Linked DNA regions of Homo sapiens: region 1 is linked to region 2. A link is a loop called in an ENCODE intact Hi-C map of the cell type or tissue named here. Cell type or tissue: PC-3. All regions are shown on one strand. Each heading gives the region's core, and the rest is flanking DNA. Links, peaks and the distances in the headings are about the cores only. Region 1 has its middle 490 kb from the start of ZIC3. Region 2 has its middle 540 kb from the start of MIR504.

Region 1 (15,480 bases), core at 4,367-12,366, 69 kb after region 2:
ATCAAATATAGAAATCACCTCTTGCCTCTGCTTCAATGCCTCTGGTGATGGGCAGCTCACTTCCCACTGAAGCAGTTCTTCCCATCTTGGAGTAGCTTCAGCTTTGCATAGTCCTTCTAAATAAGAAACTCAGATATTAGCAGATTTGGTCTACCTGCTGACAATCAGGTGGCCTCACATGGACTGACAATGAAACTGAATCTTTGAAATTGGCATAGTCAGGGAAAATCCAGAAAATCTGGTTAACAAGGAATTGGAAGTTCCATGCAAAAGGGAGACAGAATAGAGGACACAACCTCACATAAAAACTGAAAATTACTTAGAAAAACCTGCTGGAGCTCTGTAGACCTCAGCTGAAAGAGAATGGGAGTGGAAGAGAAGTATGTGTGCACACACATACACATTGTTACCCTATAACGGTGTTGTAGAAAAGGCAATAGAACTTTCCCACAGACGGTTCAGAGTTTTACCTTTGAGCTGCCTTATTAGATCCTGTACTATGCCTGGCAGGCCTACTAGCTTCTCAGTACTGACCTTGCCCACATGCTCTGCCTCCTGACCCCAGGGTCCATGTGATTTCTGCTCCAACCCCAGTGGCATGACTATGGCCAAGACGATACGTGCTGGAAAGCTCAGCCATCTCCAGTCTTGTAGATTGCTTAAAAACCACATCTGTCCTATACATGATCTGAGGCTTTAGCTATATCTACAATATACTTCATTCTGTCTAAAGGGGGAGCTGCCCAGAATGATGGAGCTGGGAATAGGAACTATTAGCGTTGATGTTCTTCAATCTGACCTTCTCTCTTCTCCTGGTTAATGTCCTTAGGAGCCATCCATAACCACTACTGCCCTAAAGATAACTGATTCCATCTTTATTTGGTGACAGCCTTGCCAATATTGGAGTTTGGTTTCCCACACATTCTTTTGCTATATCAAAACTATCCCCAAAGAAGTGTTTGTTGCAGCAGTCTGAACTTTTCTCTGGAAACACTCAGAGCATAAACACTATATGAACCACATCTGGTTTAAAAGTGCTTATGATAGCATTCTCCAGTTTAAAAAAAAGTCAATAAACTTGCATTAAATATTGATTTCAAACTGTTTCCTGCTACTCTGCGTGTAATCGAGCTTCTGAAAAGACTATATATTATCGGCTGTTGTTTTTTAAAGTCAAGGTAACAACCGAACACTATAAATATGCTCATATAAACACTTGAGTCTAATGCAGGTATGTTGTGCTTTGTATACTTGCATAGGGTCCATGTTGCTTCACCAAAATGGACATAATCTCCTGAAAAGCAATTACCAGTTGGCTATGGGCATTGCTTTCTAAGGTTCAGAGCTTAAATGCACTGCATTGGAATTCTATCCCAATTATAGCTCTTTATCACAAATTCTGAACCTTTAAGATCAGTTTTGTAAGTGCTGATAAAATAAAATACTGATTTGGTTGTCACTTAAAAAATTATTTTTCTTCTTTTAGGGTTATTATTCTAGCAGAAATCACAACTCTGTGGATCATTTTCCATTCCCCTTTGTAAAAGGGTTTCTGTCCCAGGTATAAACACTTAAGTCCCAGCTCTGTTCTTACTAGCTGTGTGATACTAACAAAGTCATTCTACCTTTCCGTGAGAATTCAGTTTCCTTTATAAGAAATGGGAGAAATACCACCTACACTTTAGAGTTACCAAAAAAACAAAGCAAATGGGATGGAATTTGCAAAGAATCTAGCATAGAGCACCTGGAACACATAGTAGGTGATCAATACAGTAATATTAGTTATTTTTATTTCTATGCAGTTTACAAGTTGTGATTTATTAAATGTCAAGTCACAATTCAGTATGGCCACTACCTTAAATAAAGCACTGATATAAACTGAAACAGGTCATTGTGGTTTCTATATATTGTGTTTTCTTCTTCTAAAGATCTATTTTTAGTTGAATAATATCCACATGGACCTAGAAATTCCTTTGATTGAGAGTTGTTTGTTTTCTACTGATCTATATTTGATGCAGTTTGTTTTTGGAACTTACTCTTAAACATCATAATATGTCATTCTATTTTGTTTCTTTTTGTTTTAGCTTTCAAGACAAAGGAATAAGATTGTTGTATATTTAAGGAACTGGATTTTAAATGTTACTGAAAAGTATTATGAGACCTTTATATATTTTTAGTGAATTTACAGCCTAGTATTAAAGTCACAAAATGAAATGAGGGAAAGTTTTGTACAGAAAATTTGTCATCATGTTAGAAGCAAGAAAACCTGCTGACCTCAAGATGGCTAGAACTTGTCCTACGGACTCACATCTAACTTTTCCTTCACATGCATAGAAGAGAAGGGAACCAGGGCAAAGGTGATGGCAGCAGTGCTATTTAGATGACAAGGCGATCAAAGAGAAAGAACTGAACTACATCCCGCCAAGGAGGAGAAATTCAGTGTGGGTGAAGGGTGTGAGATGCCCTTCAGTAGGAGCTGGAAGCCTAGAAAGGAGGGAGACTGATAAAGTAGACCCTTGTTAAGAAACTTCAGTCCCAATATTCTTCTGGAAGTATAATCAACACCACTTCCACCCACCTCACTGGAGGATGCTAAAAGGAAGCAGTGGACACTAGCTAGCCAAGGGCTTGGTTTTCATCCATGTGCTATATACAGACAACACAAAGAAAACCCAAGATGAGAAGTCAGAAGGTCTGGTTTTTTTTTTTTTTTTTTTTTTTATTATACTCTAAGTTTTAGGGTACATGTGCACATTGTGCAGGTTAGTTACATATGTATACATGTGCCATGCTGGTGCGCTGCACCCACTAATGTGTCATCTAGCATTAGGTATATCTCCCAATGCTATCCCTCCCCCCTCCCCCGACCCCACCACAGTCCCCAGAGTGTGATATTCCCCTTCCTGTGTCCATGTGATCTCATTGTTCAATTCCCACCTATGAGTGAGAATATGCGGTGTTTGGTTTTTTGTTCTTGTGATAGTTTACTGAGAATGATGGTTTCCAATTTCATCCATGTCCCTACAAAGGATATGAACTCATCATTTTTTATGGCTGCATAGTATTCCATGGTGTATATGTGTCACATTTTCTTAATCCAGTCTATCATTGTTGGACATTTGGGTTGGTTCCAAGTCTTTGCTATTGTGAATAGTGCCACAATAAACATACGTGTGCATGTGTCTTTATAGCAGCATGATTTATAGTCCTTTGGGTATATACCCAGTAATGGGATGGCTGGGTCAAATGGTATTTCTAGTTCTAGATCCCTGAGGAATCGCCACACTGACTTCCACAATGGTTGAACTAGTTGACAGTCCCACCAACAGTGTAAAAGTGTTCCTATTTCTCCACATCCTCTCCAGCACCTGTTGTTTCCTGACTTTTTAATGATTGCCATTCTAACTGGTGTGAGATGATATCTCATAGTGGTTTTGATTTGCATTTCTCTGATGGCCAGTGATGATGAGCATTTCTTCATGTGTTTTTTGGCTGCATAAATGTCTTCTTTTGAGAAGTGTCTGTTCATGTCCTTCGCCCACTTTTTGATGGGGTTGTTTGTTTTTTTCTTGTAAATTTGTTTGAGTTCATTGTAGATTCTGGATATTAGCCCTTTGTCAGATGAGTAGGTTGCGAAAATTTTCTCCCATGTTGTAGGTTGCCTGTTCACTCTGATGGTAGTTTCTTTTGCTGTGCAGAAGCTCTTTAGTTTAATTAGATCCCATTTGTCAATTTTGGCTTTTGTTGCCATTGCTTTTGGTGTTTTGGACATGAAGTCCTTGCCCACGCCTATGTCCTGAATGGTAATGCCTAGGTTTTCTTCTAGGGTTTTTATGGTTTTAGGTCTAACGTTTAAATCTTTAATCCATCTTGAATTGATTTTTGTATAAGGTGTAAGGAAGGGATCCAGTTTCAGCTTTCTACATATGGCTAGCCAGTTTTCCCAGCACCATTTATTAAATAGGGAATCAATAAATTAGGTATTGATGGGACATATTTCAAAATAATAAGAGCTATCTATGACAAACCCACAGCCAATATCATACTGAATGGGCAAAAACTGGAAGCATTCCCTTTGAAAACTGGCACAAGACAGGGATGCCCTCTCTCACCGCTCCTATTCAACATAGTGTTGGAAGTTCTGGCCAGGGCAATCAGGCAGGAGAAGGAAATAAAGGGTATTCAATTAGGAAAAGAGGAAGTCAAATTGTCCCTGTTTGCAGACGACATGATTGTTTATCTAGAAAACCCCATCGTCTCAGCCCAAAATCTCCTTAAGCTGATAAGCAACTTCAGCAAAGTCTCAGGATACAAAATCAATGTACAAAAATCACAAGCATTCTTATACACCAACAACAGACAAACAGAGAGCCAATTCATGGGTGAACTCCCATTCACAATTGCTTCAAAGAGAATAAAATACCTAGGAATCCAACTTACAAGGGATGTGAAGGACCTCTTCAAGGAGAACTACAAACCACTGCTCAAGGAAATAAAAGAGGACACAAACAAATGGAAGAACATTCCATGCTCATGGGTAGGAAGAATCAATATCGTGAAAATGGCCATACTGCCCAAGGTAATTTACAGATTCAATGCCATCCCCATCAAGCTACCAATGACTTTCTTCACAGAATTGGAAAAAACTACTTTAAAGTTCATATGGAACCAAAAAAGAGCCCGCATTGCCAAGTCAATCCTAAGCCAAAAGAACAAAGCTGGAGGCATCACACTACCTGACTTCAAACTATACTACAAGGCTACAGTAACCAAAACAGCATGGTACTGGTACCAAAACAGAGATATAGATCAATGGAACAGAACAGAGCCCTCAGAAATAATGCCGCATATCTACAACTATCTGATCTTTGACAAACCTGAGAAAAACAAGCAATGGGGAAAGGATTCCCTATTTAACAGAAGGTCTGGTTTCTGTTCTTAATTCTGTCACTCACTAGCTTTGGGACATAAGCAAGTCCTTTGTCTTCTGTGGTTTCTGTTGGTTTAACCATAAAATGAGAAGTTTGAATGAGATCATCTTTTGGGAGACTTCCAACTTTATCACCATCCTGTGTTTTTCAATCTCAGAAGTTAAAAACACTAAGATGTGAAAGCAGACTTTTTGTTGTTATTATTTGTTTCTAACCACCTTTTCAGGGTAAACATCAGGTCTTTCTATATAAGAAACTTGGTCAAACACTGTTCATGTAGAATTTAGTAAACAACTAAATTTAAATCCTTTCCACCACCACTTGGATTTCTCTGTAAACTATGAACTTGATATGATATCATGGGCCTGAATAACTTTGGGTTCCTTATGCCTGGCCAAAACAAGTTTAAGTCCTTGAGCTTGAAATGTTTTAGTCTTAACTTAACCCTAAAGAAAGAGAGATGTTTTAGCTGCACTTTGTTTTGAAAGATTTGTCTTGGGCAGTATTTTGTGCTGCACAACTGCAGCGCCTGAGCTTGGCCATGATTGCAATCACAGAGGTGCTGAAGACCCTCCCACTGATTTCAGCACTTCCCTGAAGAGCTCGGCAAATGTTCAAGTGTGAATGTTCCCATCGAATCCTGATCTTTTTAGCAACATCGTGTTTTCAAAGCAAGCTCAAGACCACAGGGGTTGCTGGGCTTAGTGTGAACAATCAAATTCTAAGTAAACAGCCTCATCTTCCACCCTTCATCTCTCCTTCTTCCTCTGAATTTTGCTATGCATTTGGAAACTGCTCTTTCATTTGGCTTGGAGGACCCCCTTTTGAGCCAGAGCCCTTTGTTTTAGTCAGAGTATGCTCTGGAGTTGTTAGAGCCTGCATTAACTTCACTGTTTGTCATTGTCAAGGTGTTGTTTGAAGTTGCTAACTTGCCCTTTGGTGGGTATGCTAAATGTAGATGGAATGAAAAGACTATCATTCCCTCCTAATTCTCCCACTAGACCAACCCAAAGGTACATACTTCCTTTGGGGTGACAGAAGGTGACAAGCGGCAGCTGCAGCAGCATTCATTTAATTAAGCTCTTATCTGGCCTTGGGCCTGGTTGCCCAGTTTATACCCTACCATGAAAATTCTAAAATTCTATCATTTACTGAGGGAAGATCATGAATCCTGGAAATTTTAGAAGAATCCTCTTTTCAAGTGTTCTGCCCACTCATACTTGTGTGTTGATTTGGGATTTGAAAAAGTGGTTTCTGCATTCACTTTGTCAGAGGTGGGACTGAGGTTTTCAATGAGCACACTGTTTAAACTTTGGGCAATCCAAAAAAATTGGGTCATAAATACTTTAAACTGAGATAATTATTTTCTCCCTTTGTGGTACATATTCGTAAACTTGGGTAGAGATAAGTAGAAGGTCAGTAGATGAGTTTACATCTCTGTAGCCAAATCACCTTTCTAGGCAGTCGAATGAAGATGGGAAACATTTTCAGACTGTCTTCATACAGTATTGTCCTTTGACATTGAAGTTTGAGACACAGAATGTCAGAGGTGCAAGGAGCCTTGGGCATCTTCCCACTCTCACCTTTTACATATAAAGACACTGAGGCCTAAAAGAGGAAGTAACTTGCCCAAGGTCAAAAACCAAGTCAGAGGTTGATCTGGGGCCCAAATGCACACCTCCTAAATATTAAATAGAACCTGTTAATATTTACTAGACAAAAGAGACAAAGCCAAAAAGATAAAGGAAACAGGGATATGAGCTAAGAAAAAACTTGAGGTTTAGAAATCATCTAAGGCAGAAAGACTGCCCTGTCTTAAAGAACTGTTACCATTAGTAGCAGCTAAAGAAAGCTGAGCACAAAGCTATGTGCCCAGAGAAGATGAGACAAATTCAGTCTGTGGACAGCACAGTCATTCTGTTCCAGGAAACTGATGAGAAACCTGAGAAAGAGATTTGTTTTCCTAGACACTAACGATGCTAAAAGAAATTATTCTGCCTCTGGACTGAACCATGGCAAGAAAGCACAGACTGACCCTGAAGATGAGGTTAAAAGAGGGGTCAACCTGTCCAAAGGGAAAATGGGGAGGGCTTGGAGGAGCATAAGTAAAGTTTGAGACTGAGTCACTAATGTGGAACATTTCTGTTTAGAAGACCTGAGAGTCCACTAAGGATATACAATCCCTTCAGCCAGCAGCTCCTAGACTGCCCACTGCATTACAAGAGGAGGTTATGTAGTATAGTGAATGGGTGGCAGGTCTGGAGTCCAACAGACTTGAATCTGTATCTTGGCCCTGCTTTACCTCTTTTGTGAGCATGGACCAGCTGTTTACCTTCTCTGGGCCTAATTTTTCTTTAAATTCAAGAAACCCCAAAGGATTATTTGTAGGATTCAATAAAATAATACTTATTAGAATGTTTGGAATATAGCATGCATTCATATATGCCACATATTATTAATAACAACCAGCTGAGAGTGAAAAGATCCACAGAATTCAAACACAAAGTGACTGGCTCTTTAATATGTTTGCTTTTCCTTGATGAAAGTGTCAGAGCACTTCTGGTCTCTGAACTACAATTTCCTAGTTTATCAAAATGAATATTGTATTTATAATAATGTCTTAGGGTTGTTATGACAGTTCATTGAGATATGGTGTGTACAGCATCTGTTCCACTGGGGTGGTTATAATTATTGAATTGGGGTCAGATATTCTACAGATGAAGAGAAAAAGGGCCAAATCCAAGAGGTCTGATTTTTCAGAGATGGTGTAGTGTAATGATACCAATGCAAGTAAGTACAGAAATAAGACAGGGGCTTTCCCGTTGGGAACTTATCTTTGCTGACTTTTGCCAGAAACTTCCAAAATTAATTACAAATGGCCCCTCTCTCTTTGGTTCACTTGGAATTGACAGCATGTCTGCAGAATCACTGGCTTGTCTCGGATGCCTCCCTGGAAATCCAAGGCTTCTCACGACAAAGTCACATCTAGGGTGGTCTCAACAACACTTAGCCTGTGGTCCTATTCATCATGTTAATGCTGGTGACATTAATCACTTCCTGAGGTTTTGATTCAGAGAACCCACTTCCACTTCTAGGGGTTGTGCTTTGAAAGTATACAGACATCAATAGGAGCCCCTACTGGGTGTAGGATGTTGTGCGTGGCTCAGAGTAGGCGCTTAAATATTTGTTGATGGATTGATTGATTAGAGAGGTTACTGAGGTTAGTAAAACATTCTCTACCTTTAAGACACTGGCATCCAGTGGGGAATATTGACTCATACGAAGCTAGTTTGCACCCAGAATAAACTGATTAAAGGTAAGTAAAAAGTAAAAGACAGCAATCGGGAGTCATTCCAACTGGAGGTGTCTAAGGTGTCTAGGAGAGCTACTAGGAGAAGAAAGCACTTGATGTGTACCTTTGCAGCTAATTGAGATTTTTGACATTGAAGAGAAAGGGCCCTTCAATTACAGAGAGTAGAGTAACCATAGGAAGCAATAAAGAGCAGGCCTTCTTATTGGAAAATAATAAGCAGTGATTTGTGTGTCTGTGTTCTCATGCAAACATGTGTGCATGTGTGCTGGGGTCAGAGCATGGAGAGTCATGATGCCCACACAAATAATTTGGATCTTTGTTTCTGTAGGTGATGGGTATCTGGGGGAGATCTTGAGCAAGGGGATGATGGAGTTAACTAGATAGCTTGGGTTTTATTACTAGACGTAGACACTTCAAAATTAGTAAGACACAACTTTTCCACCATCACTAAGGCTACTAGGGTCAGGAGAACAAAGAGAAAGCCATAAAAGTTTATTCAGATGAACAACAAACTGATGAAAACAACTTTAAGGAGAAAGGGACAACTTCAGTGAGCTGAGCTCTTGGGCTGGTGACCGACAGCTACCCTTGCAACATCACCATCATCCCTGCTTTAAAAAAAAATTATTTGACACCAGCTGTCGACAACAGGATCAATACTTGCTGCAGCAGAGGTCACTGCTGGCAGGTGTCCACCAAACATTGGGATTCCATTTTATTTCAACTGCGTTTGAGAGAAGGGACTGCACTCTAGAGTCCACCAGAGGGAATGCATTGCAGATGAAGAGAATAACATTAATATGAATTTCACAAAACACAATCTTTGCAGGTCTTACTAGGTTTCAACATTTTAAAAAGAGTTCTAGGTTTAAATAAGTTTAGGAAATGATTAGCTAACAAGATTCAACTAGTATCTTTGCTGCAGGAATTCTCGGTAAACGTAGAGAAACCTCTTCTTTTTCTGTTTTTTTTCTCTGTATATATAAAAAGTACATATATATATATATATATATATATATATATATATATATAAAGAAGTATATATAAAGTGTGTATATGTATATACTCACTTAGCAATTTTCAAATATATATTATTACCTCATCACTATGCTATCCAATAGATGTCCAGAACTTATTCCTCCCATGTAACTGAAACTTTGTTTCAACATCTCCCCATCCTCCTCCCTCCATACCAGCCCCTAGTAACCACCATTTTACTCTCTGCTTCTATGAGTTCTACTTTTTCATATTCCACATATACGTAAAATCATGCAATATTAGTCTTTCTGTGCCTGACTTATTTCACTTAACATAATGACCTCCAGTTCCATCCATGTTGCTGCAAATGATAGGATTTCACTTTTTTAAAAAAAGGTTGAATAGTATTCCATTGTGTATATATGCCACATTTTCTTTATCCAATCATCTGCTGATGAGCACTTAGGTTGAGTCCATAACTGGCTATTGTGAATAGTGCTGTAATGAACATGGCAGTGTAAATATCTCTTCAATACACTGACTTTATTTCCTTTAGATATATAACCAGAAATGTAATTACTGAAACATATGGAAAAAAATTATTTGTTTTTGGAAGAGTATGTGGGATGAATCCACATTGGAAATGCTGTTGCAGAGAATAGGATTCAATTTAAAATAGTATTTTGGACTTGAGTCTTATAGATCACTGATAATGGTACTCTGTTATAAGGCAATTTCTATTTACTAAGCTGCTCTCTGCTTTATAATGCCCATCAATCAGAACAACTCTCATTTGCACTCATTTCAGTGCACATGTCATGCAGACTATTTATATTTTTTTCATGCATGTAATACATTGTCTTCCCTAATACCCTACTTCCAGTCCTCTTGTTTGAACTATAGCAATGTCCTCTTAACAGGTTGTCATTCCTATCTATGTTGTCTTCTCTTTCGGATTCATCCTATATGATTCCTAAAGCATAGGTTCACTCATGTTACTACACTGCTCAGAGTGACAATAGCTTTCTTCAAAATGTACATAAAAAAATTCTCACTATGGCATTCAATGCCCATCCAACTCAGGCCCTAACCTAATTTTCTTTTGAGTCTCTCCTTCCCCCAATTTACATGATTGTGATGCTGGAATCAAATGAGTCCACTTGCTAATCTCCATTCCTTGAAACTTAGTGCCTCCATGGTTGTGCTAAATCTGTTCTTTGCTCAGGAAAACACAGCTGAAATACTTCGTCCTCCATGAAGCACTTGCCTAATAACACCTGAGGAAAGGGATTACTTTCCCATTTGATCTGAAGCACATTGTAATATTACTAAGAAAACACTTACACTAGTACATCCTATTATTTATATAAGTGTATGGATGTCACTGGCTAGCTGTGTGAGCTTAGACAAGTCACTTAACCTCTTTTAACCTCAGTGTTCTAATTTGAAAAATGGGACAATCATAACATCTACCCACAGGATTGCTGTGAAGATTAAATGAAATAATACATGTACGGCAGCTGCTAGCTTAATCAATGCCACTTTCTCACATAATATTGTAAACTTCCTGATGAAAGTTACTGCGCCTGATTCTCCTATGCATCCCACATACCCGGTTCAATGCCTGGCCGTGGCAGGCACTTATATTTATTGAGTGAATTACACATGATTGGCCAGGCTTCCTCTCCTTTGCCACTCTGCCCTATTGTGAAGCCAGGGTGAAGTTACCCTGCAGGGTCAAGCACACAGTTCTTCTACCAATGGCTCACCACTATCCTACGGTTTTAAGCACAACTTCTTGGAAGTTCAAGAATAAATTTGATTCTAATTTTTAAAATAACTCAGAAAAGGGAAAAAACTCATTAAAACACAAATGAAATCTCACTATAGTACTATGTTTCAATCCTGAATCATATCAAAATTAATCAAAATGTCTTCTATAATATTCAGCTATCTACATGTTTTTTTTTCCTATATTGTCACTGTTTTATTTTCAAAGAGAAAATGTTATTCCCTTTGATAAATTGATGAAGACTGCCACCTATTCGCTGTTTGGCTGAAATGCCATGCATGTGGCATCCTACTCATACCCACTGAAATCTAGCAAGTTACTTCTGAGAGGCTGCCATTCACCTCAATTGATCCAGTGAGCTTATCTGGGAATGAGATGCAGATAGGGGTCAGAGATCATTTCTTCTGATACATAGAAAAACATAATTCCATTCTTGCTGAGATACACACAGAAGTGTTTAAAGTAATAAAGCCATGGTCTAGTCACAAGCCCAAATAATAGAAACACCTCTGTGCTGATTATTCTCTAGCTGAGTTGCCAGATAAAATACAGCATAGTGAATGAAATTTGAGTATCAGATAAACAATGAAAACTGCTTAGTGTAAGCATGTTCCATGGAATATTTGATACACACTTATACTAAAAATTTATTCTTATCTGAAATTCAAACTCAACTGCATGCCCTGTATTTGTATTTGCTAAATCTGTCTACTCTACTTCAGTGTTCCTTTCCCTGTATACTCACCATTCTTAGGACATCCAGCTCTATGCCCTGGAGGCTGATCACAGTTGCAAATCTTGGGCTCCCTTTTCCCCTGGCTTTTGTTTTAGTTTGTTCAATGGTAAGTAGTAAAATAGGATCTAAGAGTGGAAGGGAAAAGGAAGCCAGCCACTTATCCCCTACCCTCATGGTTCTGGAAGTGACTATATTCATCATTGGCCACAAATCCTGCCTGGTAGCCTCTCTTCTGTGGCTCCAAGCTCTCTCAAGATTCCCATAATTCCATTTCCTTCACCTTCAGGCTTAGGGAAGGAAAGGTTTCTCATGGTTACAGATTCCTAGTGCTTTGGCATCCTGTGATGTTTCCTTAACCCTGACCATAAATTTGTAACTAGTCTCTTCATTCAATGATTTTCAACTAAACTCTTTCATTGTGTCCTTTGTTTCCCAGATGATACAACATTTTTTTAAATTAATTTACTTTTTAAAACTTTTAGGTTCAGGGGTACATGTACAAGTGTGTTACATAGGTAAATTTGTATCGTGGGGGTTTGTTGTACAGATTATTTCATCATGCAGGTAATAAGCATGGTGCCCGATAGGTAGTTTTTTTTTTGTTGTTTTCACCCTCCTTCCACCTTCCACCCACAAGTAGGCTATAGTGTCTATTGTTCCCTTCTTTGTGTCCATGTGTACTCAATGTTTAGCTCCCACTTATGAGTGAGAACTTGTATTTGGTTTTCTGCTTCTGTGTTTGCTTGCTTAAGATAATGGCCTCCAGCTCCATCCATATTGCTACGAAGGACATGATCTAATTCTTTTTATGGCTGTGTAGTATTCTATTGAGTATATGTACCACATTTTCCTAACGTAGTCTATCATTTGTGGGCATTTAGGTTGATTCCATGTCTTTGCTATTGTGAATAGTGCTGTGATGAACATACGCATGCATGTGTCTTTGTGGTAGAACAATTTATATTCCTTTGAGTATACACCTAATAATGAAATTGCTGGGTAGAATGGTAGTTCTATTTCAAGTTCTTTGAGAAATTATCAAACTGCTTTACACAGTGGCTGAACTAATTTACATTCATACCAGCAGTGTACGAGCATTCCCTTTTCTCCACAACTTTGCCAGCTCTGTTATTTTTTGCCTGCTCAATGGTAGCCATTCTGACTGGTGTGAAGCAGTAAGTGTCTCATTGTGGCTTTGATTTGCATTTCTCTAATGTTTAGTGATGTGGAGCATATTTTCATATGCTTGTTGACCGACTGTATGTCTTCTCTCAAAAAGTGTCTGTTAATGCCCTTTGCCCACTTTGTTATGGTGTTGTTTATTTTTTGCTTGTTCATTCAATTGAATTCCTTATAGATTCTGCACACTAGACCTTTGTCAGATGGATAGTCTGCAAATATTTTCTCCCATTCTTTAGGTTATCCGTTTACTCTGTTAATAGTTTCTTTTACTGTGCAGAAGCTCTTTAGTTTAATTAGGTACCATTTGTTAATTTTTGGTTTGGTTGTAACTGCTTTTGGCATCCTTGTCATGAAATCTTTGCCAGGGGCTATGTTCAGAATGGTATTTCAAAGGTTTTAGTCAAGGGTTTTTATAGTTTTTATGTTTTGCATTTAAGTCCTTATCTTGAGTTGATTTTTGTATATGTTGAAAGGAAAGGGTTCAGTTTCAATTTTCTGCATATGGCTAACCAGTTATCCCAGCACTATTTATTAAATGGGGAGTCCTTTTCCCATTGCTTGTTTTTGTCAACTTTGTTGAAGATCAGATGATTGTAGGTGTGTAGTTTTATTTCTGAGCCCTTCATTCTGTTTCATTGGTCTATGTGTCTGTTTTTGTAGCAGTACCATGCTGTTTTGGATACTGTAGCCTCGTAGCATAAGTTTGAAGTCCAGTAATGTGAGGTCTCCAGCTTTGTTCTTTTTGCTTAGAATTCTTTTGGCTATTTGGGCTCTATTTTTGTTCAACATGAATTGTAGAAAGTTTTTTTTTCTAATTCTGTGAAAAACTTTGTTGCTAGTTTGATAAGAATAGCATTGATTCTGTAAATTGCTTTGGGCAGAATGGACATTTTAACAATGTTGATTCTTCCTATCCATGAGCATGGAAATTTTTTTATTCGTTTGTGTCATCTCTGACTTATTTCAGTAGTGTTTTCTAATTCTGTTTGTAGATATTTTACATGTCACTGGTTAGCTGTATTCTTAGGTATTTTATCTGTTTTGTGGATATTGTGAATGGAATTGCATTTTTGATTTGGCTCTCAGCTTGGACATTGTTGGTGTATAGAAATATTACTAATTTTTGTACATAAACTTCGTTGAAGTTGTTTATCAAATCTAGGAACTTTTGGGCAGAGACCATGCCATTCTCTAGGTATGGAATCATATCATCTGCAAACAGAGATAGTTTGACTTTGTCTCTTCCTGTTTGGATGCCTTTTATTTCTTTCTCTTGCCTGATTGCTCTGGCAAGGACTTCCAGTACTATGTTGAATAGGAGTGGTGAGAGTGGGCATCCTTGTCATTTTCCATTTCTCAAGGGGAATGCTTCCGGCTTTTGTCCATTCAGTGTGATGTTGGCTGTGAATTTCTCAGAGATGGCTCTTACTATTTTGAGGTATATCCCTTCAATGCCTAATTTCTTGAAGTTTTTTAATATAAAGGGCTGTTAAAACTTTTTCAAAAGGCTTTTGCATTTATTGAGATGATCATGTGGTTTTTGTTTTTTCTTCTGTTTATGTGATGATTCACATATATTGATTTGCATATGTTGAACTAACCTTGCATCCCAGTGATAAAGCCTACTTGATGGTGGTGAATTAGGGATTTTTTTGTTTTTGTTTTTATTTTGTTTTTGTTGGTTTGTTTGTTTTCTAGATGGAGTTTCACTCTTGTCACCCAGGCTGGAGTGCAATGGCATGACCTAGGCTCACTGCAACCTCTGCCTCCTGGGTTCAGGCGATTCTCCTGCCCCAGCCTCCCGAGTAGCTGGGATTACAGGCGCCTGCCATCATGCCCAGCTAATTTTTGTGTTTTTAGTAGAGACAGGGTTTCACCATATTGGCCAGGCCAGTCTCAAACTCCTGACCTCAGGTGATCCACCTGCCTCAACTTCCCAAAGTGCTGGGATTACAGGCGTGAGCCACCGCACCTGCTGGTGGATTAGCTTTTTGATGTGCTGCTGGATTTAGTTTTCTAGAGTTTTGTGAGGAATTTTGCATCTACGTTCATCAAGATATTGGCCCGAAGTTTTCTTTTTTTGTTGTGTCTCCGCCAGGTTTTGGTATCAGAATGATGCTAGCCTCATAGAATGCATTAAGGAGGAATGTTTCCTCCCCAATTTTTTCAAATAGTTTCAGAAGAAACTGTACCCACTCTTCTTTATGTATCTGGCATTTGGCTGTGAATCCATCTGGTTCAGGAATTTTTCTGGTTGGTAAGACTTTTATAACTGGATCTATTTTGGAACTCATTATTGGTCTGTTCAGGATTTCAGTTTCTTCCTGGTTCAATCTTGGGAGTTTGTATGTTTCCAGGAATGTATCCATTTCTTCTAAGTTTTCTAGTTTCTGTGCGTAAAGGTGTGTGTAATAGTCTCTGAGGGTTTTTTGTATTACTGTGGGGACCATGGTAAATCCTCTTTGTCATTTCTGATTGTGTTTACTTGGATCTTCTCTCTCTCTCTTTTTTTTTTTTCTTTTGAGACAGAGTCTCACTCTGTTGCTTC
Region 2 (15,480 bases), core at 2,820-10,819:
TTATTCCCTAGAAGATAGGGATCCATTAAAAGTTTTAAATATGGGTGTATAATTGTCAGATTATTTTAGAATGATCAACCTGGCCACTAAATGCAAGAAGATGATTGACAAAAAGTGGAAAACGGAAAGGCAGAGAGGAAAAGGGAAGATGCTAGGGTAATTCTCAGGTTGCATTATTAGATGCCTAGATAGATGATGCAATTTACTAAAACAAGTAGTAGATGATGAATTCAGATAGGGTCACATTTAGACTAAGGTACAGGAGGCATGCAACAAGAGTCAGGAGTTCGAGATCAGCCTGGTCAACATGGTGAAAACCCATCTCTACTAAAGATACAAAAGATTAGCCAGGCATGGTGGTGTGTGCCTGTAATCCCAGCTATTCGGGAGGCTGAGGAAGGAGAATTGCTTGAACTCAGGAGGCGGAGGTTGCAGTGAGCAGAGATCACACCATTGCACTCCAGCCTGGGCAAGAGGGCAAGACTCTGTCTCAAAAAGTAAATAGAAAAATAAATAAAATAAAAATAAAGAGAAATATAAGTCCAGAGCTCAGGAGAAAGGCCTAAGTTGAAAATCCTATTTTAAGTGTCAGTGTTAATATAGGTTGTAGTTGAAACCCTGGAAGATGATAATATGGCCCAAGAAAAGCATGTAAAGAGAGAACAACATTGGGCCAAGGAGGGACTCATGAGAGACATAAATGTTTAAGAGACAGAAAGAAGAGAAAGAACTGTTGAAGAAGATTGAAAAAGAGTGGCTATAAAGACAAAGGAACAAAAACAAAAACTAGTGTTATGGAAGCCCAGGAAATAGAATGTTTTAAAACAAAGGTGAAGTAGAAATCAATTTCAAGCATAGCAGATAGATGCAATACGTTAAAAATAGAGAGCTAGCTATTGAATTTGTCAGCTTGGAGATTATTAGCCTCCTTAGTAAAAAGCCTTTAGTGGAGTGGTGAGAAGAGAATCTAAATTGCAATGCATTGAGGATTGCATTGCAAATGAATAAATGGAGAAAGCAAATATGGAATACATTTTCAAGAAGCAAGGCTTAAAAAGCAAAGACAGACAGACCAGAGTGAAATTAGTAGAGAGAGAGCATAAAGAAATAGAATAATGAGTAACTAACTTATCCCAGAAAAGGAGCTGATTCTAAATATGACCAAAAACCAGGGTAAGGGAATGAACTTGATTTGAAGAAAGGACACATCTTTCACTGAGAATCGAGAAAAGAAAAACCAGAGGCCAAGGAAAATATAGTAGAGGAGGGCCAAGAGACTGGGGAAAACTCATATCTGATAACTCTAACTCTCTTAATGAAGTCATGCAACATCATCTGCTGATAGTTGGATACAGGACTTAACGAGACTAGGAAAAATTTGGTACAATCACTGAAAGAAATGACAAGCAAAAATGATGTCCAAGAAGTATCAAGAATCCAACTGAGATTGATGGTCATGAATTTTTAGAAGGATTTTCTCTTACAGTATGAAGATGCTCTGGGACAAGACTAGAGAAACGTATTGTGGGACCAATTCCACATGGTATTTGTCCAGGAAGATTCAATGACAGAATATAATGCAATAAGTGGTGGTGTCACTCACTGAGAAAGGAGATACATTTCCCTCAACCTTTTCTTTCTCCAAGGAGTTACTTTGGAGTAGTAGAAAAAACAACATATTGAAGTGTCAGAGACCAGGGTTCTATCCTAGCATGTACTAACTCTGAGACCTTGGATAAATCATTTCCCGGGCCTCAGTTTCTCCATACAATCATGATGGGTTTAGGTGATCTCTAAAACCCTTTTCAGCTCTGACATGCTGTGACTCTGTGAAACATATCATAATTCCCAGAATCAGGATCAAGAAAGTCTCATAAACATGCAAGTGTGAACATACTATACTGCCAGGCTTGGAAGGTGCAATTTGGTCAAATCCTCTCATGTCTGCCTCTTCACTGATCCAGATCCTCTTTAGTCTCTTCAATCTCTAAGCCCAAACAAAGACACAGGCCACTGCAAGAAACATTCAAGAGTACCCAATGCCTTTCCAACATACGACAATTACATGGCTCAAGTCTAAGCATGTTTGACAAATTCAGAAATGTCTCAAAGCGCATACCCTTTACTCAGGAGCAGAGGCCAAATGTCCCCTTTTACTTATGAATGCCAATGCATTTGTGCTGTTTCCAGGCCTCTAATCTTATCATTTCATAGACACCAAATTTATCCTAAAAGCTAAAGTTAGAAGAGTAATAGCCTTAACATTTACGCTATGAGAACCAAAATGTTTTTTAGGTGTCTGGCCTCCATGTAATTAATCAAGGCACTTCAAATTTAACTTGACTTGAAATTCTAAGCCAAGAGATAAGGATTAGCTCTGAAGTCACATATCTCTTAAATCACATAAACCCTCTGATGGATTTGAAATACAAAATTTATCTTCCTCAAGTGGTTGAAAGACTAGACATTTTCTTTCATTTCTGAAGTGCTAAGGTAAAATTCTGAATGCATGTCTACCACTACTAAAGAAAGTCTTTGTGATCTTGTTTGGATTTTAAAATGTATTTATTTATCTTGCAGGAAGTATTTCCTGAATGAACTTGTTCAGTGTTCTACATAGACTGGTCCTCTATAATCTCTCTCAGCCAGGGCTGACACCTTCCTCCAGCCAAGCCTCTATCTGGTCCACACATTCATTCATTTATTTAATCAGTCAACATACATTATGAGAGTTTATGATGTGCTAGGTATTGGACTAGGCACTGAAAATATGTAAATAAATCAGATATTGCCTTCAAGGAGTACACAGGCTAGTGGTAAATACAGGCATAGAAATATATCATTACATTAGAGACAAGATTAATAATAGGCATATGCTAAAGAATCAAACCAACTTGGGTTTAAATACTGGGTCAGCTATTTTTAGCTGTCTGACCTTGGGCAAATTACTTATAATGCTTTAGTCTTAAGTTTTCTATATATTAAAAAAAATACAATATTGGGGCTTACTTCAGAGCACTGTAGTAAGGATTAATGTTTTACATATAATAAGTACTTAATAAATGGTAACTACTTAGATAAGTGGGTTTTCCCATAGAGCTAGGAAGGGTTAAATATTCCGGTTTGTGCAAAGACACAGAGATGTATGGAAACATTTGGTATATGTGGGGAAGAGTTAATAACTAAGTTTCGGAAGAGTTAGAGAAACAGGAATCTGAAAATGTTGCTTTGCAATAAGGGGTCATTTGCTTTCCAGTATTTGGCAATAAGATCATATGAAAATGAAACACAGATGTTAATCAATCAAAACCTTAGAGAAAAGAAGATAATTTCTTCAAGCCAAGATGAAGTAACAAGAACCATATTTACCTGCCCACATGAAGCAATTAAAAAAAAAAACGTGGAAGTATATGAAACAATGGTATTCAAGACACCAGAAACATCAAATAATGAAAGACAATGGAAGAGATGGAAAACAAATAAAGTGAGCCTTATGATAAACCAATTTGTTGTCTTGAGAGAATTTCCAGGCTGTAGAGCAAAAAAAAAAAAAAAAAAAAAAACGAAACATAGGCAGAGCCTGGAAAACCCTTTGAGTTAAGGAAACAGAACTGAGAGCCCAGGGAGTCCATAGCTGCTAGAGTTCCCATGATAGCCAAAGAAGAGAGAGCTATACAGAGAAAGAGTCCTGGAGATTAAAGAGAGTCCTCCTCAAGTATTCAGCAGAGCACGCATGTGAGGAAGTTATCAAGGGCTAGGGGGATGAATTAGCCAGCCAGAGCTTGCATAACAAGTTACTGAAATACAGGCAGCTTAAACAACAGAAATTTATTTCTCACATTTCTGGAAGCTAGAAGTCCCAGATCAAGATCTGGCAGGGTTAGTTTCTGGGGATGGTCACCTACTGGCTTTCAGACAGTAACCTTTTTGCTGTGCTCTCACATGATGCTTTCTTAGTGCATGCAGAAAGAGAGAGAGGGGAAGAGAGAGAGAGAGAAAGGGGGGGAGAGAGAGAGAAAGAGAGAGACAGAGAGGGGAAGAGAGAGAGAGAGAAAAGGGGGGAGAGAGAGAGAAAGAGAGAGACAGAGAGGGGCAGAGAGAGAGAGAGAGAGAGAGAATGTTTTCCTCTTTTTATAAAGCCGCCAATTCTATCAGAATAGAACCCCACACACTTATACCCTCATTTAAACTTATTAGGCATCTGTAAGTTCTACCTCCAAATACAGTCACATTATGGCTTCAACATATGAACTTTGGAATGACACAATTCAGTCCATAGCGGGAGAGAGCCATCTGATAGAATTAAAGGGAGCAGTGTCTCGCAGTTACATAAGACTGGGAATAGTGAATGTTCCCACAAACCAGACTGGAAGATTCATAATTTACAGGTCATTGGATAGAGTACACAGAAAGGTCTAGCCTCAGTAATGATAAGTAATTAGCTCTACATGGAAAAATTCTCTGGATCCACCAAAAAAATTAAAAAAGCAACATGTAAAGGGTCCACACTTTTCAAGTCACTTAACTGTATCCCAAAACAAAGCTTAAGAAGATTTATAGAAATAGAAAAATATTCAGCAACTAACAAAGTAAAATTAACAATATCTGGCCTCCAGTCAAAGATTACCAAGCATCGAAAGTAGCAAAAAAAAAAAAAAAAAAAAAAGCTACGCATAATGAGGATAATTAAATAATTGAAACCAAAACTCACCCAAATGTTAAAAAATAGAAGACAATAATATTACAACAGTTATAACTGTGTTCCATGCATTCAAAAAGTTAAGTAGAAATGTGAGCAATTTAAAAGACACTCAAACCCAACCTCTAGGGATAAAAGGACACAGTGTCTGAGATTAAAAATACACTGGATAAAATTAAGAGCAGAAAAAAAATCAGTAAACTCAAGGACAGAATAATAGAAACTATCCGAAATGAAATACATGGGGAAAAATGTATTTTTTCTCTGAATTACCAAGAACTTTTGAAAAGTTATATTTTATTTGTAGTTGACAAATAATAACTGCACATATTTATGGAGTACAATGTGATGTTTTGATACATGTATACATTGTGTAATGATCAAATCAAGATAATTAGCAAATCTGTCACCTCACACATTTATTATTTTTTATGTTGAGAACATTCAAAATTCTCTCTTCTAGCTGTTTGGAAATATACAATACATTATTGTTAATTACAGTCACCCTACTGCAATAGAACACCAGAACTTATTCCTCCTAACTTTATAACCGTTGACCAATGTCTCCCCATACCTCTTTCCTCCAGCCCTCCCCAGCACCTGGTAACCACTATTCTACTCTCTGCTTCTATGATATCTACTTGAACAGTGTATTTTAAAACTAAAAAGACCATCAGTGAGTCTGGAAATACCCGAAGTAGCCTAATTTATGGGACTCCCAGAAAGAGAGAAGAGAAAGGAAAGAAAACAAATAATTTCTGGAGAGAGGAATGAGATGACTGACTAGAAGTAGCCAGGAAGCACTGCTCCCACCGAGAAAGACAGAAATTGAGTAAACCAACATAATTTGAATAGCTCTTCAGAGAGAAAATGACAATAGTTGATGCAAAAGCCACACAGACACTGCGGCTTAATAGGGAGGAAGCTGGGAGCCTTGTGAGGGGTACCCACATGCTAGGGCTACTTCCCAGCCCCAAATGGCTCCTGGGGAAGGGGTTAGTGAAAAGACTATGGGACTCCCTACTCTCACTGTGGCCCTCTGGGATCCTAGCTGCAGGGAACCCCATGTCCCCCATGGATATTTGAGCTGGCAGAGGGATGTTCTCAGAGAGTAGGCAGAGTCAGGGCTTTAGCCAGCATGGAACCAGAGACCTTTGTGCACGGGGCAGCCATAGGAACACACCCCCACAGGGCTCTACATCTCCTTCCAAAAAGCTCTAGACCCAGTTGAATGCTGGACCTGGAGAAAGTGGGGCCGTCTTCCCTGTGGTACTGGGGCACATCTGTTCTGCACGCCCCCCTGCCACGAGCCCTTCCAAGAGCCACTGCTTGGCTGCCCCACAGGAACATGTGCATGGCACAGTCTCTGATGCCTGGCCTTGGTTCCTTGCTGTACCTGAGGATGTTCCCAGTGGCCTGTTCTCAGACCTCCCAGTACACCCAAAACCTGATGCCAAAGGTCGAGAGGATGGAGCCATGGGCAGGTACCCATGCCCCAGGGCTGCTGCATACAGCTTGAGAGTGCGGAGCCAAGATTTGTGGCTGGCACTTCAGTGAAGGAGGAGCCACACTCTCAGAACACTGAGAAGGGTGACACACGCAGTTTCATGCACTGGCACGGGAGCAGGGTGAGACACCCTACACAGGGCCAGTATGGAGAGTGTGGCCTATCTCCCTGTGGTGGCCTCCACTCAAGGGAGCCTGATAGCCCAGAACACCTAATAAAAGAAATGTGAATACAGTGCCAGTGACAAGAGGCAGCCCCCCCAAGGCCCAGGAGTGGACCTGGTAAGAGGGGGGCATCGGTCTTCCTCATGCAGCGCAGAGCAGAGCTGCAAATGCCAGGAAGTATTAACACAAAGGAGACACGCAGCTAAGAGCCTATCTATGGGCCATTAATCCTAAGCGCCATCTACTGGATCATAGCGCAAACTACAACATCCAAAATAAATTGCAAGTACACCCTCCCTGTGAAAATAAGGGCAAGAATTCAGCCCCAGATGAAGACTGTGTACAGAGTGCTGGCCCTGTGAATACATCCAGAAACAAAGCCAAGTGACTATATTCAAATTACACACCAGTTAAAGGAACACAAACCCTTCCAGGTGAGAAAGAATCAGCATAAGAACTCTGGTAATTAAAAACACCAGTGTCCCCTTACCTCCAAACAAGTTCACTAGCTCCCCAGCAATGGTTCTTAACCAGTCTGAAATGACTTAAATGACAGACACAGAATTCAGAATCTGGATGGCAAGGATGTGCTCATTGAGATTGAAGAGGAAATTGAAATCCAGTTCAAGGAATGCAGTAAAACAATCCAAGAGCAGGTGTCCTGAGAACCCATACATTCCACAGAGGATCTGAGAGCCTAACAAGAAAAAAAGTCTCAGTGTCCAAACACATTAGGAAAAGAGCCAGAAAATTAGCTTAAAAGCAGTTTAGAAATGGGAGACAGCACACATCTCTAGAGCTGTCCTGCGTCTACACAGGAGTGCCCTGTATGTAAATCCTAATAAACTCATCTACTCATCAAGCTGGACTTTTCTGAGTCATTCTTCGGTCTCTCAGTTCCTTTCCAAATTTTTTTGCGGGGGGAGGGAGGTTGCAGTCTCACATTTTTCTTGTAACAGTTGGCATCGCGGACAGGATATGAGAGATCAAATGATGAGTCAAGAAGGGGTCTCTGCTGAGGGAATCCCGGGGTGGTTGGCAATATGCATGTGTGGTGGAGTTGCCCAGATGCTCAACCGTTTTGAGCCACCATGTGAGTACAGGGACATTCGGAAAATGCTGGTGGGGATTGAGGAAATATTGCAGAAAGTTAAAATATTAAAGTATGATAGGAGAGTCAATACCTTGTTGTTGCAATAAGGCCGGCTACTGAGAAATTATTAGAGCAGGAAAGGAAAAAAGGTAGTAACTCCTGCAGAAGTTCAAAGGCATCCCAGGTTTTCTAGGACTCCAGCTTGTTAACTATTCTGGCCCTTTCCTCTGTACATTTTTAAATGCATGGGCAAATTACAGCAAAAGTAAAATCAGAGCTCAAATGGTTAACCTGCAACTATAGTTAAGTCGATTTTTCTAAAGCTTTCCCTCTAATTCTCTCTTTATTCCCTTTTCTATCTGCTTTGAATCTTCTGTTATTAAGCTACTATGTTGAGATAAAACTCACTGTTTATGGTACTTCCAACTCAAGGCCACCGGAGATTTTGTTTTTCTTATACAGTTCAGCCAGTTCTAGCTAAAATGTAAACATCAAAAACTCAGTTGAAACTGTGGGGAAAGAAAGGATAAAAGAGGTTTTTTTTAGAATAAAACTGCTATGGAAACCGTTTCACCCAAAATGTTGGACCATAGCCTTCATTGGATTACCTATAAGGCAAACAAATTTTAATCATGTGAAGAGGTCCCAATTTTGTCAGAAGTAATTTGGGTCCAGCTGTCATTTGTAAAATAGTGAGTTTGTGATGCTGTCTCGTGGCTAGAGTTCTGAGGGAAAAGCTATTGAATATGTGTGTATGTGTGTATACGTGTTTAAATGTGTTTATCTCTACGCACATGTATTAGATGTTGTGTTTAGCATAATCACAAATTGGCTTACAAGTAAATGAGCACTCATAAAATAAAGAAATCCAAATGTCTTTCAAGTTCATGTGAATTTAGTGATCTTTAATAAATAAAACTGGCTTTAAAATTATTGGTAAAATAAAAATAATGTCTTCAGAATTGTCAGCACACATTTTTGTCTGGGTATACTAATTAGATAAGTTTTATATTTGCCTTTACTAGATATTTTAAGGTATCAGGGTTTGACATGAAGTTTATAACACCATAAACCCAGACAAAAATGATCTTTTTGTTTGTGTGATTTTTTGATAAGCAAGACTGATCTTTGATTAGTCTTTGCTTGGAATGATCTTTGTTTGTCTGATTTTTTGATAAGCAAGACCAATTTGATAGTATTGGCTTAATTAAAACAGCTACATTTTCTGAGTTATTGGTAAAAATAACCATGTTTGTAACTTTAAGGCTCTCGTTTAGGTGAACACCTGATATTCGCAGGCTAAGAAAATGGTTAACAAGGAGATAACTTGGAATGATCACTAGCTTTGTCTAATGTCTTGGTTCTCATGAGTAATCTAGATTAACTGCTAAAAATAAATTGAGTAAATGTAAATGAAATAAATCCTTGTAGATGGACATTTTGTGTAGTTTAAAATCTTAAAATTATTTTTAGGTACTTGCTGAATGTGTAGGTCATTTCCAATTGAAAAGTGGTATAATATAGTTCGATGGTCACACTTCTGAGTCTGTTAATGGTAAATAACATCTGTGACAATAGGGGAAGCATTGGTTGGCCTCAGTGAATTAGATAGAAACAAGACCCAAGTCCAGAAAGCAATGAAGGATTGAAAAGGGAAGGGGAAAAATGGGTGTCTGTATACTTGCTTCAGCTGAGACAAGTAATGAACATGAAACGATACCACCTGCCAAGGGGATACTCTTAAATCACCCAAACAATGCAGAAATTACACAATTTACAAGCATTCAGGCTGGCCAAGACCCCCATAACAGCACTGTGTTGCCTGTGAAGAAGCCAGATGGCATCTGGACAATTACAGTAGACTACTGTAAGCGAAACAAAGTGATGATCCCTGTACATGCAATTGTACACAATATTGTTCAACTGCTAGGGAAAGTGGTCCTTAAGCTAGGAAGTGTCCATGCTATCATTGACTTGGTTAACACCTTTTTCAGTATTCCTTTATCAGGAGATTAACAAGACCAGTTTGCCTTCCCTTAGGAGGGCCAACAATGGACTTTCCAGGTGCTACCACAAGGGTACCTGCACAGCTCCACCATCCCTCAGAGTATGGCTGAGCAAGACCTGTCTAAACTCTCTTTGCCTGCCTTGGTCACCTTGTTTCACTATATTAATGATAACATGCTAACCTCTGAGTCTCTTACAGATATGAAGACTGCCCTACAAACTGTCTGGGATGGCCTAAAGAACAGGGGATGGGAAGTCAAACTCAAAATGATACAGGGCCCAGTGCAGCCATCAAATTCCCAAGAGTTATGTGGTTGCATAAGACATGAAACATGCCCAGAATTGTCACTGATAAGATAGCACAGTAGCCTGTTTCCCAGAGAGTAAACTAATTTCAGGTTTTCCTAGGTTTACTGGGCTACTGGTGACTACTTATTCCTCATTTGGCACAAACAGCCCACCCATTATACCCCCTAATAAAGCAAGGTAGAAAAATGAGACTGGACACATATAGACAAAGAACATTTGACAAAACGAAAATGTTGGTGAAACAAGCCCAAGCACTAGAGGTCCCACTGCCACAGCATCCTTTTGTATTAGAAGTCACTAGAGATGTCATGGGGATAAATTGAAGTTGGTGACAAAAGTAACCAATAGAAATGATACTTGTAGGGTTTTGGTCTCAATTATGAAAGGGGGCAGAATCCCACTATACAGTCCTAGAGCAACAGCTGTTGAGCACATATAGGGAATTGCAACAAGTGGAACCCATTGCCGAAAAGCAGTACATTACAGTAAAAACTGCCTACCCCATAAAAAGATAAGTGGAAGGCCTCCTAGCCTAGCCCACCTCTGGGGTGGGCTATTTTCCTTTTATCTGATTTAAAATACTGCATAAAGCAGTAAATATAAATCTGGGTTCATGGGTGGCTGTTGGTTGGAACTTGAGTGCCTGCAAACCTCACCACAGAGGGCTACAGCCTCTATGTCTCCAAGTAGATTTGATAGGCAGTCTAGACTATCAGGACTGCAACTCTTAGGCTAGTCCTAGTGCTGAACTAGGCCTAGAGACAATGTACACTGGGGAAATGTGACATACTGCAACACCAGCTGGGGCAGCCAAGGGAGTGCTAGCATTATACCTCCTCTAATCCCAGACTGCACAGCCCAAGACACCAAAAGATAATCCATTTTTCCACTTGAGGAGAAGAGAGGAAAGAGTGTGGAGGAATTTGTCTTGCATCTTTGATACCATCTGAGCCTCAGCAGGGTAAGGCACCAGTCAGAGTCGTGAGGCTCCTGTTCCAGGCCTTAGCTCCCAGGTGACATTTCTAGACACACTATGGGCAAGAAGGGAACCCTCTGCCATGGAGGAAAGGACCCAGTCCTGGCAGTATTCCTCACCTGCTAACTGAAGAGTTCTTGGACACTGAATCACAAGCAGCTATACTCAGGTACTATGTTGAGGGCCTTGGATAAGCCTCTGATGATTGCTGGCTACAGGTGAGTTTCAGCGCCTTATCAACTGCGGTGGCTATGGGGCAAAATTTCATTTGCTTCAGAAAAGCAGAAAGAAAACTTAAGGGGATGTTGTCTTGTACCTTATTTACCAGCACAGTCACAGGGAGACAAGGACAAGCCCAGGATTTGACTTTTCAATTCCAGGACTTGATTCTTCAATAGCATGTCTGGACCTGTCCTGGGCCAGAGGGGAGCCCATTTCCCTGAAGAATGAGTCCCAGGCCAGACAGCATTCACCAGTTTGGCTTAAGAGCCCTTGACCCTGAAGGAAATAATACCAAGCATCTTCTCTGACCACAATGGAATAAATGAAACTAGAAATTAATAACAAGAGGAATTTTGGAAACTGTACAAATGCATGGAATTAAACAATATGCCCCTGAATCACCAGTGGGTCAATGAAGAAATTAAGAGGAAAATTGAGAAATTTCTTGAAACAATTGATAATAGAAACACAACATGCCGGCCAGGCGTGGTGGTGCACACCTGTAATCCCAGCTACTTTGGGAGCCTGAGGCAGAAGAATCGCTTGAACCTGGGAAGCAGAGGTTGCGATGACCTGAGATCGCGCCATTGCACTCTAGCCTGGGCAACAAGAGCAAAACTCCGTCTCAAAAAAAAAAAAAAAAAAAAAAAAAAACAAAAAGGCCAAAACCTTGAGATACATCAAAAAAGAGGAGAAACTTCAAATGAAAAATCTAATGATGCATCTTAAAGAACTAGAAAAGCAACAGGAAACCAAACCCCACATTAGTAGAAGAAAAGAAGTAATAAAGATCAGAGCTGAAATAAATGAAATTTAAATGAAAATAATAATGTGAAAGATCAATGAAACAAAAAGTTGATTTTTGGAAAGTTTAACAAAATAGACAAATCATTAGCCAGACTTCTAAGAAAAAAGAAAGAAGATACAAATACATAAAAATCAGAAACAAAAAAGAAAACATTATAACTGATACTGCAAAAATTCAGAGGAACACTAGTGGCTACTATGAGCAACTTTATGCCAATAAAGTGGAAAATCTAGAAGAAATGGACAAATTACTAGATTTATCCAGCCTACCAAGATTGAACCAGGAAGAAATCCAAAACTCTATAGGAAAAAATCAAATAATCTGATCAATAAATGGGCAAAAAAATTGAATAGACATTTCTTGAAAGCAGTCATACAAATGCCAGACAGGCATACGGAAAGGTATTCAACATCATTGATCATCAGAGAAATGCAAATCACAATTACAATGAAGTATCATTTCATCCCAGTTAAAATGGCTTTTAATATTCAAAGATGAGCAATAACAAATGCTGGCAAGGATATGGAAAAATGGGACCCTTCATACTCTGTTGGTGGAAATGTACATTAGTACAATCGCTATGGAGAACAGTTTGGAGGTTCCTACAAAAACTAAAAATTGAGTTACCATATGATCCAGCAATCCCACTGCTGGGCATATACCAAAAAGAAAGGGAATTAATATACCAAAGAGATAACTGCACTTCCATGCTTATTGCAGTACTGTTTACAATAGTTAATATTTAGAAGCAACCTAAGTGTCCATCAACAGAGGAATGGATAAAGAAAATGTGGTACCTGTACACAATGGAGTACTATTCAGCCATTAAAACAGAATGAGAACCTGTCATTTGCAACAGCATAGATGGAACTGGAGATTATTATGTTAAGTGAAATAAGCCAGGCACCGAAAGACAAACATCACATCTTCTTACTTATTTGTGGGATCTAAAATTCAAAACAATTGAACTCATGGACATAGAGTAGAAGAATGGTTACTAGAGGCTGGGAAGGGTAGTTGGAAGGTGGAAGGGGGAGGTGCAGATGGTTAATGGGTACAGGAAACATAGAAAGAATGAATAAGACCTACTATTTGATAGCACAACAGGGTTACTGTAGTCAATAATAACTTAATTGCATATTTTTAAATAACTAAAAGAGTGTAATTAGATTGTCTGTAACTCAAAAGATAAATGCTTGAGGGGATAGATACCCCTTTCTCCATGATATACTTATTTTATATTGCATGCTTATATCAAAGCATCTCATGTACCCCATAGATATATATACCTACTGTGTACCCACAAAAATTAAAAATAGAATAAAATAAAATAAAAATAATAACAGAAAACTTTCCACATATGGAGAGAGAAATGAAATATTAACCAAACTAAAGGGAGAAATAGATAGTAATACAACAATATTAGAGATCTTAAATATCCCACTTTCAACAATGAATAGATCACACAGACAGAAAATCAATAACGAAACAGCAGACTTGAACAACACAATAAACAAAATGAACCTAATATTCATATACAGAACTTTCCATCCAATAACAGTAGAATGCATATTCTTCTCAAGTACACATGGAGCATTCTTCAGAACAGATTATATGTTAGGCCACAAAACATGTATTAGCATGTTTAAGAAGACTGAATCATATCAAGTATCCCTCTTGACCGCAATGCTATAAAATTGGAAATTAATAGAGGTAAGTTAAAAAAAAACCTCACAAATAGGAGAAAAATAAGCCTGAACAAACAATGAGTGAAAGAAGAAATCAAAAGGGAAATAATAAATATTTTGAGACAAGGGAAAATGAAAACACAACATAACAAAACTTATGGCATTCAGTAAAAGTTCTGAAAAGGAAATTAATGGTGATACATGTCAACATTTAGAAAAATAAAACAACCTCACTTTATACCTAAAGGAAGTAGAAAAAGAAGAACAAACTAAGCCCAAAGTTAGCTGATGAAAGAAAAGTATACTGAAAAGTATAGCACATTCATGATAGAAATTGAAGAATAAACAAATAAACTGAAAGAGATCCTGTGTTCATTGATTGAAAGTCTTAATATTGTTAAAATGTCTATACCACACAAATAATCTACAGATTCAATGCAATCTCTATCAAAATCCCAATGACATTTTTCTCAGAAATAGACTTAAAATTCATATGAAACCACAAAAGATTCTGAATAGCCAAAGAATTTTTTCTTTTAATTTTATTTTTTATTGATACATAATAGATGTACATATTTTCATGGCACATGTAATAATTTATACATAGGATACAAATAACAAGCCAGATAAAGAAATGCATAGAGGAAGGCCTGGAATGGTCTGGAGCTTCTATCCCTGTAGAGTCGGTGTGTGCCACCCTCCCAGCACATGGATGAATTCCTGTTCACCTTCCTTTAAGCATCCACATATTCATCTCTGCCAAAGCATTTATGAGCAAGAATAACAAAGTTGTAGTCATTGTATTTCCTGATTTCAAATTGTATTACAAAACTATAGTAATCAACACAGTATAGTACAGGCAAAAAACAAAAAAAAATCAAAACCAACCAACAAAACAACAGACACATTAACAAATGAAACAGAATTGAGAGTACAGAAGTAAACCCACAAATATAGGGCCAACTAATGGTCTCCTTAATAAATGATTTCAGTAAACAGGATATGCAAATGCTGAAAATGAAATTGACCCTTATCTTACACCAGATACAAAAATCAACTCAAAATGGATTAAACACTTAAAACAAAGGCCCTGAAGCCATAAAACTCTCAGGAAAAAGTAAATAACAGGGAAAAAAACTCCATGACATTGGTCTTGGCAATAACTTTTTTGATATGGCAACAAAAACACAAGCAACAGAAGCAAAAATAAAGAAGTAGGATTGCATCAAACTAAAAAGATTCTTCACAGCAAGGAAACAATCAACAGAGTCAAGAGATAATTACAGAATGGGAGGAAATATGCACAAACCAAATGCCTGATAAGGACTTGATATTCAAAATCTACAAGGGACTCAAACAAATCAACAGTAAGAAAGTAAATAACCCAACTGAAAAATGGCCAAAGTACCTGAATAGACATTCTTCAAAAGAAGATATAAAAATGGCCAGCAGGTATATGAAAAAATGCTCTAACATCACTAATAGTCAAGGAAATTCAAATTAAAACCTAAATCAGATATCACCTCACACTTGTTAAGATGTCTACTATCAAAAAGACAAAACATAAGTTTTGGAGAAGATGGGGAGAAAAGGGAACCTTTGCATATTGTTGGTGAGAATGTAAATTAGTACAGCCATTATGGAACATAGTATGAAGTGTCTTCAAAAATGCTAAATGACAAATTAATGGGTGCAGTACACCAACATGGCACATGTATACATATGTAACAAACCTGCACATTGTGCACATGTACCCTAAAACTTAAAGTATAATAATAAAAAAAAATTAAAAACAGAACTACCATATAATCCAGCAATCTTACTTCAGAGTATATACAGAAAAGAAATGAACTTTTTTCTTATACTTTAAAAAAGTTGAGATATTATCTGCATAACATAAATTCACCATTTAAATTATACAGTTCAGTAGTTTTTAGTCTATTCACAAAGTTATGACAACATCAACACTATCTAATTGCAGAAAATTTGTCACTCCAGAAAGACGCT

What was found. Peaks named below come from ENCODE experiments on the same cell type or tissue, not always from the same donor. Only the 100,000 strongest peaks of a DNase experiment are listed, where the experiment ranks them.
Region 1: a loop joins it to region 2, with 9 times the contacts of the local background. A loop is called at or near these places in 1 of 110 quality-filtered maps.

The regions. Positions count from the first base shown.
Region 1 is chrX:138,051,558-138,067,037 of GRCh38, reverse strand. No RefSeq gene overlaps it. Among named protein-coding and RNA genes, the nearest start is that of ZIC3, 490 kb to the right of the region's middle. RefSeq lists an enhancer at 5,383-5,884. In PC-3, for the core only: CTCF peaks have their summits at 8,990 (motif pointing right) and 11,246; no DNase peak of the experiment used is centred there.
Region 2 is chrX:138,119,357-138,134,836 of GRCh38, reverse strand. No RefSeq gene overlaps it. Among named protein-coding and RNA genes, the nearest start is that of MIR504, 540 kb to the left of the region's middle. In PC-3, for the core only: a CTCF peak has its summit at 6,630 (motif pointing left); DNase peaks (open chromatin) are centred at 6,606 and 7,296; H3K4me3 peaks cover 1,260 bases; H3K27ac peaks cover 1,566 bases.